3 separate regions of the Homo sapiens genome follow, and regions 1 and 3 are each linked to region 2. The links are chromatin loops, found by intact Hi-C in ENCODE. Cell type or tissue: Calu3. All regions are shown on one strand. Links, peaks and the distances in the headings refer to the core of each region. The heading gives the core; the rest is flanking DNA.

Region 1 (5,845 bases), core at 1,388-3,887, 290 kb after region 2:
GTGCTGACTGTAGGTTTCGTTGCTCTGAGGTGGTCACTGCTTACTCTTCTGAGCCCTTCCTAACCTTTCAGCAATCTGTTCACGTGGTTCCTATTCTCTCCTCAGAGGCTGAGGTACTTTCTTCAGCTACTTTGTAGCCATTGGCAGAGCACGGTCCTTTCCTGTTTGGATCCCAGATCGACCCCTTTTTGGTGTCTGGTTGAAACTCTTGTCTGAGCTGCCAATTTCTTCAGAAATTAGGAGTTTTGTTCCGGGTTCTCTTTCCATAAATTCTATTTCCTCTAGGTTTCTTTCCTTTTGTGCTCCAAGAGACTTTTAATAGTCATTCTTCAAATTTGGGGACTTCGGAACAGTTCATGACAGGTATTTTCTTTCCCTCATCTGCTTTGTTAAAGAAAAAATAATAGGAGAAGAAACTTTAGCTTTCCTCAGTGCCGTTCCTTTTTCCTCAGAGCCTACTTTGAACTCCTTCTACTACAGTCCCTTTATAGGGCTTGTAATAGACGATAATGTGCTAAAAGCAATCTCTGTTAGACTCTGGGAAGTCTCATTGTCTTCAGTTAGACTCTTTAAGATTCTTAAAACCCCCCAGGCACATTTAAACTTAAAAAGCTAGACCTTGGTCTGGGATCACCCTTCATTCATACTTATTTTCTGGTGAGAGTGGTATTTTTCTCTGGCTGATATTTTTCAATCTAGAATTACAAAATACTTGTGGCTGAAGGTCACTTTAGAGACCATCTCAATTCTTATCCATATTCTTATTCTGTTGTTAAGAAACCTAAAGGCCTGGTGAATCAAGTAGTTTGTCCTAAGTCATTTAGTTATTTAGTATTAATGACTAGAATCTTTGTCTTCAAAGGCCTAGCTTTCCATTCTTTGTAATTCTCTACTTTAATTTTCTACCGAAACTCATACAGCAGGACAAAGACATTGTGTTCTCACAGGGCATTGCATCATTCATTCCATCAATCATTTAACAAATATTTATTGAACGCCTATATAAGCAAGGAGCTGTGCTGGTGCATAACGAGTATGCATAAACAGCTTGATTTAAATACAAGCCAAATACAATTAATTTCTGTTAACCATTTATAATTGTAAATTCTTTTCCTAGGAACTGAAAAAATACAACCAAAATATTTTATGCTTCTATCATGTACAGACAGTTATTTTAGAAAGAACAGGGAGAATGCCATGTACTAATTATGCTGAGTTATGGATTTCTTGAGTTTTATAGAAATGTTTTGGTATGAAAAGAGATGGGGTAAGCAAGCTTAAGTTTTCGTAAAATAAACATTGGAAATTAAGACCATCTTCAGAATAGCTACGTGGTGGATAAAAAGTTTAGAAAATGTAATGTAGAGGCCGGGAGTGGTGGCTCACGCCTGTAATCCCAGTACTGTGGGAGCCTGAGGAGGGCAGATCTCTTGAGATCAGGAGTTTGAGACCACCCTGGCCAACATGGTGAAACCCTGTCTTTACTAAAAATACAAAAATTAGCCAGGCATGGTGGCAGGTGCCTGTAATCTCAGCTACTGGGGAGGCTGAGGCAGGAGAATCCCTTGAACCCAGCAGGCAGAGGTTGCAGTGAGCCTAGAAGGCACCACTGCACTCCAGCCTGGGCAACAGAGTGAGACTCTGTCTCAAAAAAAAAAAAAAAAAAGGATGTAATGTAGAATGAAATTGTTGTCTCTGAAAACTGTCATCAAGTTGTTTGTTTTACAGGTGGCTTATTATTACATCTTGAAAGGACTGGATATCTGAGCACTGTCTGACATTACTTTTGACTTCACTGGAGGTAACCTAGAAGGAGAGAGATGTCTCAGCAGTTTCTTTATCAATCGCCACCTTTGGATTTAGCCTTCTGTGGTCATTTTGAATAGCAAGCATCTGAGACAGCAAAGGTGGGCGCAACTGCCAAAACCACAACCCACGGTCAAAAGGATCGTCATCCATTTGGGGGTAAGAGGCATGATATGACGTTCAAAGAGTGCCATGTCAGGAGTCAGAGGGCCTGGTTCTGTGCCTAGTGCCAGCTTTTCTTCCCTCGTATGACCTCCTGGCAGGCCACCTAATCCTATGGATAATTTTTCCTCACCTTTAAAATAGTGATAAAAGCTCCTGCCTTACCTATGGCATGACATTATTTTGAGGATCAAATGGGATTGCTAATGCAAAGCTGCTTTCAGAACTCAAAGACCTCTGGGAATATAAGGCAGTTTTTGTTTTTAAAAAAACCTAGAAAATTGACCAGTAACAGAAGTATTTACCTTGCAGAAATTAGTGTTTCCTTCTTTGGTGGGTGTTGGGAGTCTGTGTGCATATTTTACTCTGTGGAAAGCACTTCTGTTCCCCTTGCTTTGAAACTGGCAGGAGATAGGCTCAGTGCTGGTGGGAAGTAGCTAGCCTCTCTTATCCCTTCAAAGAAGCAAGAACAGGACTGAATTTTATTAGAGAGGCTCACTGTGATGGACATGATGAGGCAGCAGCCACTGGATCACTCCCAGTGATCTCTCATTCCCGCAGAGTCATGGGAACACTTCACAGACAACCGATGTGAGGTTCTGAGTCATGTTTGCAATGTTTCCAGGTGATGGCTGATACCAAATGTTTCTTTTTCTTTTGTGCCAGGGCTGTAGGTTCTGTTGTGTCATGATAGAAAGGAGTAAAAGAAAAAATCCTTTTGCAATGCTTGATTGTAGAGAAGATTTTATTTTACATTCCATTATTTCGTGCAATAAGCTCTCATTGAGTGGGCACCATCAAAGGCATTAGTGATACAGGCCTAAGTGTTTGGGAAGACTGTGCCATGGAGTAATTACATCACATTGTGGTGGTAAAGCTCTGGGTTGAAGCAGTTAAAGCTGGAATACTTCCTTCATATCTGTGCTCTACTTATCTGGCAGCCTCAGAAGGTATGTGTTCTAGAAAGTGCAACAGTAAGATGGCAGAGATTATGTTAGTTTGACTTCTGTGGAACACATTTTCATTCCTTCTTTACCCTGCCTTTCATCAGCATTCAGCATTGTGAAAGTAACAGAAGTGAGAAACAAATTTGGGTTTGTCTGAGGCAGAAGCTAGCAGTTATTTATGTTAATATATTTATTTAATGACTGTTTAATTAATAAGCAAGATCTTTGCCTTCAATTAACATAAATTCTAGCTAAGGGCATAATGGTCACACAATGTAGAAATTCCTAACATGTTGGGTGTGGATTTATGGTATGGGAGTTTTATTGTAAAGGGCCTACAATAATACATCAAGCCTAATCCAAACAAAGGATATGCTATTAGTTTTAATGCATATAGGATCTGCTGTGATTACTAAAATACAAATCTAATTAAAGTTACTAAATTCATTGTGTCTCTTTACCATTTCACATTTTACTTTGACTGTGTAATTATTTTATTACATATTTTTCCACACTAGAGTATAGGTTCTATGAATCTGTTTTTATTCCATTAAGCCCCTGGGTACTAGAAGAAGGTTTGTTAAATGCTGATTAAGTATGTATTCTCAACCAACAGATTGAGAGATTACAAATATAATGTGCTATCCCTTGAAATTTTATAAATTTAAAAAGGATTTAACTTTTATAAAATTAGAAGTTAAAACCTTTGGGTTGAGGTTGAGCCTCTCTGAGTGTAGGTCAATGCAGCAAAGATAAGTAAGATATAGAAAAAAAAGCAAATTAAAAGGAGCAGGGCACAAAGACTTAAATGTGATAGGTTAGAGATCATTAGCTATGGAATGCCACCTCTGCCTTCATCTCCCATTGTTTTGCTTCATGCTCTTTCATTTCCAAGAATTTTGACATATCTTGCCTCATACGAACTATACAATAACCCACGAGGTGAGAAGCGGTGCAGAATGGCTATTGCCTGGTTCTTTTATCTTAAGACTTTCCAAAGCTGCTAATGTCTTGACTGATAGAGATAGAAGGGACTGAAGAGATGATCTTGTCCTGCAAGCCTTATTTCCTCTAAGGAAACAGAATTTCCCAAATGCTAAGGTTCTTGTCCAAGGTTATACAACGAGATTGTGAAAGAGGCACGACCAGAACCCCCAAATCTAGTCTGACTCAAGCTGTTTCTTTTCTTTGTCTCTCTCTCTCTCTCTCTCTCTCTCTGTGTGTGTGTGTGTGTGTGTGTGTGTGTGTGTGTGTGTGTGTGATGGAGTTTCGCTTTTGTCACCCAGGCTGGAATGCAATGGCACAATCTTGGCTCACTGCAACCTCCGCCTCCTGAGTTCAAGTGATTCTCCTGCATCAGCCTCCTGAGTAGCTGGGATTACAGGCACGAGCTACCATGCCTGGCTAATTTTTGTATTTTTAGTAGAGACAGGGTTTCACCATGTTGACCAGGCTGGTCTCAAATTCCTGACCTTAGGTGATCTGCCAACCTCATCCTCCCAATGTGCTGGGATTACAGGTGTGACCCACCATGCCCAGCCAAACTGTTTCCACTACACTTTATTAACTCGTTGTTGGGATCAAGTTCAACATCATTCAAATATTTGATCTGAGAGTAGAAAGTGCTGTAACTAATGAATTAAGGAAGTATGAATTTGAATTTATAGTTCATGCCACTGATCTTTTCTTTTCATCCAATCTTTGAAAATATATGCTCCTCCAAACTAGCAACAGCTTAAGAGTCCACCAAAAATACAATTTTGTAAACTTCTTGTTAGTGTTCACCTAATTCTACTGAAGATGATAATCTTTAAGTCAGCATGTATTTATTCTGTGAAGTCATTACAAATGTACTACTTACCTTAATACGAGTGAGTAAATATGTTCTTTCTTCATCATTTACGCGTTCTTTCTGTACAATAACTCCCTTCTCAAGCCAATATCAATGCTAATTCTGCATTAAGAAAGATAAAGACATAAAACACTGTGTTGCAATAAATATCTGGCAAGCCACAGAGACACTATTTTAAAGAAAATTGTCTCAAAACACTTTAATGGTTTCTATTGCTATGGTTGCAGAATTACTGAGGGCACATTGGTAAGAGGACCTCTATTACATCTATTAATGAGATTTATAAGAACACTAATAGGTAAATGCAAACCTAACTCCATCAATAGTGATGCAAATTAGTGTAATTCTAACTATTCAACTCAGGGTTGTAAATATTCATGCAAATTGTCTATTATAATGAATACAGACTTTGCATGTTCTAAATACAAAAGAACATGATGTATATGTTGACATCATGACAGAAAGCAAACTATCAACAGGGTGAGTAGTCTGATTTCAGTTAAACATATAAACTCTAGCAACACATCTGCTCTCATTGTTGAAGAAGAAATGTATACTACCAACTAGAGATTTTAGGACAGAGGGTTTAAATATTTTCCAACAACTTTCAATGCCATTGACCCATAGTTTTCTTCATCAGCCTGAGTAGTACTTGTAAGACCATCTGCTGGGTTCCGAGGAACACCAGTAATTTGCTGAAGAGTGAAGGAGATTGAAACTTAATACTGGAGAACAGTTCAGGCATGGAGAAACTGGAAAAATGTATCGTGGCAGCATAATTAGTTAACATTCTGTATGGGTCTGAAGGGAGAAGGATTTCTATGTAGGTGGAAGTGAATGTGAGTCAATGCAATAAAAGTATGTGATCTTAGTGAACTTTGCCATTCAATGATTTAAGGAATCTAAATCATTACAAAGTATTTTTTTTTCCCACTAACTCCTTTACTTTATAGCTCTCCTTGGAGATCCTGCTTGATAAATAAGATTGCCTCATTATTAGGTCTCTGTGGTCCTTAAATATCAAAATTAATTTAGATGGAGATGAATGCAAGTCTGATTTTTAGTTAATTTCAATGCC
Region 2 (5,845 bases), core at 2,005-4,504:
TAAACTCCTCAAGGGTAAGGACTATGTGCTGTGCTACTTGTTTTCATTGAGCTCAGTAGGTCTACAATAGATTATTTTATAGTTTTCAGGATCTCAGTCATCATGACTAACTTGCCTGGAAAAAAAAATCCAAGCTACATCTACCACATTTTCACCAACTTGAGAAAATGTTAATAAAAACATTTAAAACTGCATGAAAAGTATCTCTAACACATTTTATGAACTAATTGGTATGAAAAGCAGTCTTGGTGGGTTCAAAGGATTACTAGAAAAGGTTTTTCCCCTCAGAGGACATAATTTTCTCCTTTGGGATACATGGTATGTGTCCTGATGACCACAAAACAACCCAAACATTTTGGGAAAGTGTCTGCTTAGCTTTCTGGATTTAAAGTGCACCTGAAGATCCTTAAAAGTGTTACTAAGGTCAGTCTGTTTACAAAATATGATATTTTTCCTGATTACTTAAAGATCACTTCTTATCTGTTGGTGGAATAATTTCTTACAGACTAAAGGCTGCTTTTCACCTCTTGGATCTCTTTGATTAACTGCTTGTTATATTTATACCTCAGAACAGGACCAAAGAAAAATTCCGTTTTTATTCTTTGTTACGTTTGAAGAGTTAATGTGAAAGAACGAGTATCGTGCATTGTCAGGAAATGGTTTTTCACGTTAGCATCAGCAAAGCAGAGCAAGTGCCCTCTGCTGTGGCTTCTTCCCATATTAGACAGGGGTGTCCTTCAGCATCTTCACTGATGATGGGCATAAATCAAATTGAGAACAGTGGTATGTAGTGAATTTAGTGCAACTGCATTTTTTAATATGTAAGTAGGCTTAGGTTTTTATCTCCCTTATCTTAAGCCCCGTCAAGATCAAACTCAAGCAAGCATTCACATCCACAATTGAATCTCACCAGCCTTTTTCTTTAAGTTAACATTAGTTCAAACTCTCCCCACTGCTTCTGTCAATAGATCTTTTAAAGACAGGCATTAGAGTTAAGTTTGCCTTAGTCTTTTTCCCCCCTTCCATATAGCTTCAAGCCCAGGGGCTTCTTTTAATAGCATTAGTTAAGGCCCAGAATTGTGTAGACATTTGTGAAGGAAACTTGAAGTTTGGAACAGAATTGGCCTTTATAGTTTTTCCATGGGGGGAAAAAAATCTTCTTATGAGAATAAAGGCTGCCTACTAATCTGCTACCATCTGGAGAATGGAGAAGCCAGAGGTTGTTGGCACCAGGTCACATCCCTTATGTAAACTGTCAAATTCTTTTCATATTAATGGCATATTGAGTTTAATCTGAGGGGGTTTGGTATCAGTCAGAGCTTATTGAATGATTTTTTTTTTGCAAGGGAGGGCTCCTAGTATTGTTACAATATGAGAGAAAGACACTGAGTACTCCCGAAAATCAACCATTTGATTCATAAAAGTCTTCCTTGTACTCCCACTTTCCACCATTTAGTGATGTTTGAAGCCATGAGTAAAAATCCTCTGAGTTCTTCCAAATAACTCTTTTCCATCTGACTTTATTGAAGAAAGTATGAATACGTCTTAAATTCAATAAGAAAACCAATTGATAGTTATCATACTTATCCCCATACTTGAAATAAAATAGTAGTGAGCCTAAGATTCTGTTTTTCTTACAGATTATTTTGCACATATGTGCATGTGAGTATAAATATAGATGTGCATTTTGGTGCTTTAGGGTGTAATAGAACAGCTAAAATCACCCCAAGTCTTATGAGGCTCCTGCTAGCCAAGTGGTAAAGAATAAAAATCCTTACTTTTTGGTTATGAAACCTTTAGCCTCTTGTGGACACAGGGCCAAACAGATTGCAAATGTCTTGACAGCTCTATTCACAGCAGAAGCTTATTCCCAAAACTGGTGCAGATTGATTTTGTTCGTTCTAAAACTGTTCCGTTCTCCCCCTCTTATAAATAAAAATAGACCCACACACTCATTCCCAGACCTTTTGATAGGTAAGGGTTGAACTCTCTAAACCATAGCATGGAAACCCACGTAATCATGTTATTCCCTGGGATAGACATCCATAGTGCAAGCTAAAAGAAGTGGTGAATAAAAGCCGCTGTTGTATTCTGTACTATCCACATAGGATATTTTGGCAAAACAGGTCTAACACTGAATAAATATTTCTTGAACAAATAAATAAAAGAATGACTACAAACTCTCATTTTACCTGGACAGTCTTCTGCTTGCATAAGGAGCATGAAGAAACAAAACCTAAAAATTACGGCCAACAGGATTAAGTAAAGAAGCACTGAGATATCTAGCTTTGGAAAATTCTTTTAAATTCTGAAATGAGAGCATTTGTCCTTGGGGCCTATATTCCACTGGCACTTCTTACCCCCTGGTTTCATATGTAAACCAGAAAATGAAAACCAGACCCACTGACCCAAAGGAGATGAAGCATGTTTCTTTTGCCCATTATATTTCTCTGCTCACGCCTAGATGCCTTGCCTTCTCTGTCCTCTGTGTTTGAAGTTGAGAGCTGGGAACAGACATGAGATTGAGGTCCCAGGGAGAAGCCAAGTTCAGCCTGAGCTGGTGAACTCACTGAGACTAAGGGCAGATAATGTGAACTAAAGATACTCACTTATGACATTTGTGCCAGTAAGGGAAAGACCCACTGCGCCTTTACAAACAGGTTTCTTTTTGGTTGTCTTAACGGATGGCGCCTAGCTGAACGTCTTGGCAGTTTTCCTTAAGTAAGCGTCTCCAATTGATGATGATGGGAATGAGCTTAACACACAAGCCAGTATTACATAGGATTTTCTGCCAAAGACATTGAATGCACCAATTCTGAAGGGAATCATCATAAGGGACAGCGGGCTGATCTTACAAAACATCAGCATGCTTATGCAAGACCCCAACAGCAACAAAAATGACAAAGAATTAGGTGAAAAGGAAGGCAAAAGCTTGGGAAGAAACATGAAAATGTCCGTGTGAAGACATGTGTAAAAAAACAATGGAAGTGCAAAACTGATTTTAGTATTATATTTTGTTGGCAATAAATTCCATCCCGTTGTTTGAATGCATTTTGATCCTACGCTGCAGTGTCCATGTGCTAATAATTTAAATAATTACTGTTAACGTTATAGTAAACTCTAACTTCTAAAAGGGCAGTTAGTCCAGATTTTCTCCAGTAGTCAAGCACTGTATCTGTGAATGACTTAAGAATCTTTTCATGGCAGGTTCCCTTTGGCGGCCCCCTCCTCCCTAGCTTTCTAAACTTCTCACTTGCAAAGCAGCAAGCAGGTTTGTATTCATTCTTTTCAGCTTGCTTGGATTTTATCTGACTGCAGAGAACCGTGACTGGACAAAGATTGTGGTTTGGGGCGGTGACTGCTGTGACGGCACCCTTTGCTCCCATTGTGTGCTTTACAAGGGACTCGCTCTGCCAGAGCTCCTTTCTCCTTCCCCCGGTCTAAACCAGAGAGCTCCGAGGGCTGTCTGGCGCAGGACCAAGAGGCGGAGTTCAGCACCGCGGCCAGCAGGGGGCGTACTTGCCAGATAAGAACAGGTTTCTCGGTGCCAGAGTAACTCACATCACGCACGTTCTCTGCCGGGCTGTCCTTTTTAGTCAATTTGGCTCAAGATTAGACTCCAGAAGCATTTTATTTTGCCCTCTAAGGTCCCGGCCCACACCTGTATGACTGTCTGTCCACGCTGCTGTTTGCAGTTTCTTTTTGTTGTTAACAGTAGGCTCTGCTTTGCCATCCCTGCCGTCTGGTCACCTTTTACTTAGAAATTGGAGAGTGGTTTTCTTTCCCTCTCCCTGTATCACAGGTCAAGTTGAAGGGTACGGTCACCTGCAGGGAACAGGACCAAGTGTGTTCATTGAGCATTTTGCTGTTTTACATGACCTCGCCATAAAGGAGTGTCTCTACGAGAAAGGAAAAACCTGTTTCATAACGCAGTGCAGAGCTTTGTTTTCTCTCGTCAGGGTGACAGCCCTTTGGTTCCTGCCAGTGGGTATGCGACAGGAAGGTGGGGAAACTGGATCATGAAAATTCCACGGCTGGCAATTGCTCATTCTTTAGCCTTCTAGCCAGAGGATAGTGTCTGGTTCCCAGGGTGGCTCAGTACAGTATTTAATTCAGAGAGCCCAAACCTATGCCATTAGCATTTTATTCTTTAAAAAAAAAAAAAGAGGATGACCCTTGGTAATTTATAAGCAGCTTCAGCATAGTCTGGCACGAGGGGGTGATTGAGGAAGCGTTTTGTTTTTTGAAACTTGGATTCAGTGAACTTGTTGACTGGACTTTGCTGGGTAATGTTTTTCCCCGACAGCGAGCCATCTGCACAGGAAAAGTTCACAGTGCAACCCCGGGGCTTGTTACCACAATGTGGTGCTTTATGACTGGGAGCCTTTTCTTGAACGCCTGAGCCACTAGGTTCCTGTGCTCTCTGCCCCAGGTTGGATTACAAGTTGCCCCAGTGCTGGAGCAATTCCCACTCTGGCTGGGGCGGACACGGGAGCAGAAACCCCACAGCAGGTGCTGATGCTTCGGATATCTTTTTCTGTAGGCCCCTAAGCCCTCTTCCCCCACTCGCTCACAGTTCCCAACCCTTGCCGCCCTGGGCCCCATTCTTGGATTAGTTCTCAGGCAGCTGAAAATACTGATGTGCTACTTCCTGTTGAGAGAGAGAGAGAAGAGAGAGTGCACCCGTGCAACTGCAACAGGTACCCCCCAGGGAGGAATGTGAAATCACTGAGCTCAAATCTTAGATGGCTTTCAGAAGTCTGTGTAGAGTGAGTTTACTTTCGTTTGTTTTTAGCAGAAGCCCATTATTTAATGGCAGCAGGTTTGTTTTCAAGTCCCTTGGAAGTAACTTGGTGGTATTTCAGGTATATACGGATATAGAATCCAAACTCTGGTATTTATTGGTTCTTACTTTGCTCACATCAATTGGTCTGTTTAAGCCAGTCATGTGCACAATAGGGTTCCAACATTAATTTTTTTTCAGAAACTGAGATTTACTTGCTGTCCTCTTTTTCTACTATTAGAATCATTAATACCTGCCCGCCCCCACCCCCACACACACACTTTTTCATTTTAAAAGTCATCTCTAGGAGCTGTCTTTCCCAGAGCCTCATTGTTCATGAATTATATTGTGAATCCATTTGGACACCGACCAGGAAGTTGCTATAATTGCTCACATGCAAGTAAAAGCTTTCTCTGTGTATTAATTAGTTGATACAAGGGATTAAGATGATTACATGAAAGGCATTGCTACTTCCCTCTGAATAGTTAGACCAAGGTGGGTGCCAAGGCATCATTTGATCCCATTTGCTCAGCATGTTCCCTTGATAAAGGCACAGAATTTGAACAGTGAGGTTTCCGGAGGCAGCAGAACGTGGGAATCATTTGGATTCACTGTGTCTGTTGATGTGAAATGTGGGATATTAATCAAGGCTAATTACATGCAATGGGTTTGGAACCAACTGAAGGCCAGTTCAGGGCATGGTTCTCTATGTAATTACGGACTTTAAGGTACCAGGGTAATTACTGGAAATTAGAGGCCCTTCCTTTATGGGTCTTGCCTCTCAAAATGTGAAAACAGTTTCTTTCACCATTAGGAGGTAGGTCTCTCCTCAGAGTTTGGTGTTAAACAGATACAGCCAGCTTTTAAGTAGGTCTTGGTCATGCTATGTCAGCTTTCTAGAGTTAGGGCAGTAATCCAGATAATTCTGGCCTACTTTTTTTTCCCTGTCAGTGATCTTCTGATATTTTAATTCAAAATAAAAAGTGGTGTACACTTGCTTAGGAAGTGGAATTTTAATAGTTCACTGTCCTTTTGTAGAAGATCATTTCCTCTTGTGTTGTT
Region 3 (5,845 bases), core at 1,399-3,898, 160 kb after region 2:
GGAAGCATGTAGAGTTCTGACCTCCTAAGGGAAAAGGAGGAATTATGTCACCTTTTGCTTCCTTTACCCTACTGAGACTCAATGGTGAAATGGAAACAAATTAAAGGATTGTTCTTTTTATCCTTAAATGTCAAACGTGGTTGCATCTCCTAAAGAAATAATGCAACTGATTAATTGTGTAATTTCACAGGGAAGCAGTAATTCTCAGCCTTATAAACATGTAATGCACTAATTTGGTTTCAGAGTTAACTGAAACAGTTTAATGAGCTGCTGTATCACGTGTGTGTACAGTGTTACATAGAGCAGATGCCAGGAAAAAAGGAAATAACACACCAGTGACACTTGGAATAACAGTGTTTATACTTCATTGACTTTGGGTTGTCAGCATGCTATTCTCTGTGTTTCTCTTAGTAACTTATTAAGGCAACTGAATTTCAGTGTGATGATGTCTGAGTGTCATTTCTTGTAAATTACACAAGCATGCACACACCAAATGCATAGTCAATCTTTGGGAAAAAAATAATACTTTCTAGAATAGACGACCAAAATATTATCCACAAGATACATACACACAGAGTGAAAGGTTACTCTCTGAACCTCGTGCATGCTGGAAGAACAGCATTTGGGCCTTTCATCAGAAGAAATACTATTTCTACAGACTTTCCCACTCATCTATTCTTGCTCTATTTTCACCAAATGGTCATGTAACTCTTGGTTTGAAAGTTGTCATACAGCCTTACAGCAGGCTTATATTATCTACAGAGTTCTTTATGGGGAAATATAAATCACCACAAATGAGACTTTTCACAGCCAGAGATATGTAGAAATTTGTGTCAGTGCTTTGCTGGCTTGCTAAAAAAATATCTCTAGGCTCCGAAGCTCTCACAACTCATCCTTGCTCCCTACCCTTTTGGGAAGCAATTCTCAAAACTTGAGATTTATGGTCCAGAAAGCTGATAGTGGCTATCAAGTTTTCTGTTTTCTCTTTCTTTATTATTAATGCAGAGAACGAGGCATTATCATTCATTATTTTAGTTCATGAGTATCCTTTGGGCTTGAAATATGGTTTCTGGGGATATGGCTTACCTCTGTTTAATAGGGGAAATATGTGGACTTTGGCAACAGGCTTCTTTTCCATCGAATATTTTAAGTCAGATTGTATAAAATCCACATTAGGAACAGAACTTTAATATGTATGCTATGTATGGGTTTGGTTTTAAAGTTTAAAGCTTCACAAAAAAATTAATTCATTCTGAGCCTCAAAAGTAAAATATCATGAATTGGAGAACAGCCAGCCAGGTCTATTATTGTTGGGAATTGGAATGATAATATCTTTTCATTTTACTATTTTTAGAGATATACAATATTTCCAACTAGCTTTATCTACATTAATGTTAGCTAAGTTTTAGTTTTTGGTTAACATTCCCTTTTGCATGTAAACCCATAAAAACAAATAACATGTGCTCTGAATCATTTTTAAGAAGAATGTATATTGTTTTTAACTTGCCCAATTTTTAGTACCTCCAATATCAGGCTTCTAATGTAAATTTGCTTTGTCTGATTTTTTTTTTCACAGACATTTTTAAAAGTTCATTTTCTCCTCCAGTAAATTGTTACAAATTCTGACTAAAATCTGAATTGATTAAGTTTTACTGCATGTTTTGCTTTAACAGTTTCTGTTGGTCCTCAACCTTGATTTCAGACATACTTGCTTCATTTTAGGTGGAATTTTTAATGGGCAAATCTAAGTAAGCAAGGAGAGTAAATTGGAGGCTAAAAATGTGAACAGGCAAATTTTTTACTTTTAGTATATTGCTTAGAGGTCTTACTATATACAGTGGGGGCAGTTCAGTTCAGTCAGTTTTGAAGCAGTATGATGAATACTGCAATGATTTAAATGAAGTTTAGTTTAGCCTTTTGCTAAAGGTTTACTCATGCTTTAACTAATAACTCCTCCGGTAACACTTGTTCTGATGGTTGTAATTAGAGTGATTTAGCATATATTGCATGTACTAAGTGGCAGGCACTGTACCTAGCACTGTATCTGTTTTAAATTGTTGAATCCTCATCTGTGAGGCCGGTACTATCATTATCTATCATATAGATGAGGAAACTGAGGCTCAGAGAGGTTAAGTGACTTGCCTGAGATCATGTAGTTAGTACTGGGGTCAGGATTTGAACCCATGTAGTTTGACCCCAAGCCTAGAGTCTTTATTCAATTATTTCATAATAAATATTTTAAAAGACGTTAAAAGTAGACAGATTTCAAGCATCATTGGCAAGTCGTTATCTAAGTTCTACCTTCACCTTGGAACTTAGGTAGACCCTGTTCTCAAGACAGCTAATGGGAAATGTATAGGGAAATTTCATGTCAACTTATTCCTGAAATTTACATACTAGGAAGTAAATGGGTTTATAGAACAAAGCAGAGTACTATTGAATGGTTTGTGGGGTCAGACATGATGACATAATGAAATGTGTCATTCACCATTCCTGTTTCAATTGTGATGAAGGCATTTAATGATTAGCAAGAGTATTGAAAGTATATGTCTCTTCAGTGCCCTGAGTCATTTTTCAGAGGTTAAATTTCATTAACAGAATCAATAGCACAGTGTAGGCGTTGGTGGATATATTGCAAAGCCTAGTGAACAACTGTCTCAACATTGCAGCTTGTTAACATGATGCTCCATGCCAGGGATTGCCTTACCTTATCTAGCCTTAAGCAGCACAGCAGCTGCAAATTATTGTTTCACTTATTGTAATTAGTTATACTTGCTGTTGCTATTGTTATTTAAAATCCACCAGTGTTTTACAGACTTGCAGTTACTATACATCTTTGCACAAGAAAGATGAGTAGGGCTCCCATAAGGGGAAAGACACTGAGAATTTATAACATTTGAAATCCTTTTGAATGAAGTTAAGGAATTGTAGCAGCCATGTGCAGCACCCAGATTTTACACAGAGGGGATCTTGGCACTGGTTCATGAGGGTGATTACCGGAGTCAGGGAGCCCACCCAGCAGCCCTCCAAAAAACAAGCTTCACACCGCTCACGTGGATTTCTTCTCTTACTGGCCTCGCCTCTCCTGATAAGGAATCAGAACAGCATAAACTCAGGGATCAATGAAAAGGTCTGAATGGAGTGGAGAGTATTTGGAAAATAAAAACTGGATAGATTGGGTCAGATTATGAAGCACCATTAATTCTGTTCTGAAGAGTTTTGAATATATGTAACAGGCAATAGGGAGTAGTAGTATATTCTTAAAGAGTAAACTGATTTGAGGCTTATCATATAAATACATTGAAATCATTTGTTTTATGACTAGGTGCTTGCTGGGTATATATTAATAGCTAGCATGTAGTAAGCACTTATCCATTCCATATGTATATATATATATATAATCTCATCCATACTTTATCACAGGTACGTGTTAGGCACTGTTATTGTTCCGATTTTACAAATGAGAAAAACTGAAATGCAAACAGGTCAAATCATTTGTTTAGAATCACACTGTTCATGTACAGTTGAGTCCAGATTTGAGCAAAGGCATTCTGACTTCAAAGTTCATGCCCTTAGCTCTTATCCATGTGTGAAAAGCAGTGTTCAAAAGCTTATTCTATAAATAGTACTGGTACTTATGCAGAAATGATTCTAATCTCAGAGATATTAATATCCTTTACTTGAGTTTCTCTTTTTTTTTAATTGCCTTTAGTTCCTTTGCAATAGGTATAGAGATTTTTGCATGAGTTTTTATGATATTTATATTAAGTGGAATTGCTAAATCAATAACATTTGCTAGATTATTAGTTTAATCAAATAACAGAATTTCTGACCTTTAGCTACAATGTGTTAGTTTATTATTAAAGTATATTTTAGATTTATTGTGGCAATTTTGTGAAATATTTGTATTCCAAATGCTATAAAACCCCTTTATTAAACTCTACTTGAGGCTGTTGGTACTTGTGCATCATTATATTTGTAGAAAATCTACAGTGGCTATAGAAGGACACACTTCAGTATTACATATTATTTTCTCATTAGTCAAGCAGTTCATCAGTGCTTACTGAGCTATGTTTACCTAGAGGGCCAATGTAGGGGACAGTGTGGAGAAAGTATTCAATATGATTTTTGTCCTCTAGGAGCTCACAATCCAGTGTGGGAAAAATATATTCATGAAAATAACAGCAAAAAGAGAAATAAAGTGAATTATAAGATTAGCACTTTCCATAAAAGAGAGAGAGACGACTATTTCAGGAGGAAGAGATCAGTTAAAGATGTAGTAACATATTGATTTGAGGGACAAGGTGGAATTTAAGTCTCAGGGCTTAAGACGCTATCCCAAATTTCGTGATCTGTCTGGAGATGATAGGTAAAAAGTCAAATTCTTGGAACCCACTTCCATAAAGTTTGATTCGTTCAACTTTATGAGGTTGCAATGTAGGAATCTATTTTTAATAAGCCCTCCAGCTGTTTTTCCTGCAAGTTGTACCACACTTCGAGAACATTGGCTTAAAGTAGGAATGGATGGGTCTGAATTCAAGACTTGAAAGAAGTGGGTACTAGAGGATTTGATTAAATGGAAGGGTCATGTCAACAGTACCATCAGTCTTGAGAAATGGCAGTCTTTGTGATGTGAATGTTGGTATAATCCAGGGAGCTCTGGTTAGGGAGAGACTAAGTCTAAGATAAAGACTAAAATAGACTAAGATTCTGGGAGTCATCTAATTCACAATGGTCATAATAAATCCTTCCTTCTGCCTGACCAAGTAAATTGTCTCATTGCTTTACCTGTAAATTAGACATAATTTGACCTTGCTGATGCAAACAAAAACCATAGAACCCTTTAGGGTTTTTGCATTTCTTGTACAATTGAACAAAATTTTTTATCATAAAATAAATTTCTTTTTCAAAGTGGCAAGCTGTGTTAGGATAAGAATCAGAAAGCCACATAAAAATAGAAAACAGGCAAGATATCAAGTGATAAGAAATATTCATTTTGGACCAACAGTTTCGAAGGAAAATGTGTACCTGGAGAGAAAGAAATGAATAATGAATAGTTCCTGTAATATTCTATTTATATGACATGAGGTTTTTGGAAGGAACACTGAAGAAGTCAGTGCCCATTGTCTGTGCCTTTTGTGCTTGTCAGTTTGTTTTGCTCTCCCTGATGTCAGTTAGAGTCTGATGAAAATGGAGTCAATTTAAATGGAGCAATGATTTGGTTATGATTAAAGGTCAACAGTGATCTGTACTTAATCACTATTTACCACTTCTGTATTGGGTTAGACAACAGTCATTTTTTTAACCATATAATATGCCCTGATTCTTAGAAAATAAGTCTATTATTTCATAGGTTCCTTTTAAAAGTATTATTAAGTTTTGAAAGATAGATGAGATGAGAATGAGGAGGCCTGGGTTTTGGCTTCACCATTCATTAGGTTTGGAGAGTTGGGCAGGAGACTTCAACCCATGCTTCAAGTTTTCCATGTGTAAATGAGTTGAAGTGCTAGTTTAATAAGTGGTTTTCTTAATATTGATATTTGAAAGGCAATTAGTTACTTTCCTAGTTTCTGTCAAAATTAATGGTAGCTTCCATGACAAATTTTTATGGGTACTTTTAATTATACATTTGCATGTGTCAAAAATAGTTTCTATCATCAACTAGTTTGAAATACACTGGTGGTCAGAAATAGCTCACTGTCATTTACTCACAAGGGCATTTTTCTTACCATCTTTGCAGAATCAAATATGGCCAAATATATTAATTGAGTTCAAAAAGTATTAATTCAGTTCACTGTGGTTCATTTAGAGTGTTCTACAGTGGTGAGGATGAAGAAATAATCAG

Evidence for each region. Hi-C counts contacts between places; a loop is a spot of excess contacts. Peaks named below come from ENCODE experiments on the same cell type or tissue, not always from the same donor. Only the 100,000 strongest peaks of a DNase experiment are listed, where the experiment ranks them.
Region 1: it touches region 2 in a loop (2.3-fold over the local background); 4 of 110 quality-filtered maps call a loop at or near these places.
Region 3: a loop joins it to region 2, with 2.0 times the contacts of the local background. A loop is called at or near these places in 8 of 110 quality-filtered maps.

What each region holds. Positions count from the first base shown.
Region 1 is chr5:107,282,014-107,287,858 of GRCh38, reverse strand. No RefSeq gene overlaps it. Among named protein-coding and RNA genes, the nearest start is that of LINC01950, 270 kb to the right of the region's middle. RefSeq lists an enhancer at 1,462-2,661. In Calu3, for the core only: no CTCF peak of the experiment used is centred there; DNase peaks (open chromatin) are centred at 1,953 and 2,528.
Region 2 is chr5:107,569,860-107,575,704 of GRCh38, reverse strand. The region is part of intron 1 of EFNA5 (ephrin A5); the gene reads left to right. Among named protein-coding and RNA genes, the nearest start is that of EFNA5, 98 kb to the left of the region's middle. RefSeq lists enhancers at 394-1,890, 3,363-3,657, 3,668-3,817, 4,388-4,667, 4,278-4,989. In Calu3, for the core only: a CTCF peak has its summit at 3,502 (motif pointing right); DNase peaks (open chromatin) are centred at 3,464 and 3,884.
Region 3 is chr5:107,412,733-107,418,577 of GRCh38, reverse strand. The region is part of intron 2 of EFNA5 (ephrin A5); the gene reads left to right. Among named protein-coding and RNA genes, the nearest start is that of EFNA5, 260 kb to the left of the region's middle. In Calu3, for the core only: no CTCF peak of the experiment used is centred there; a DNase peak (open chromatin) is centred at 2,532.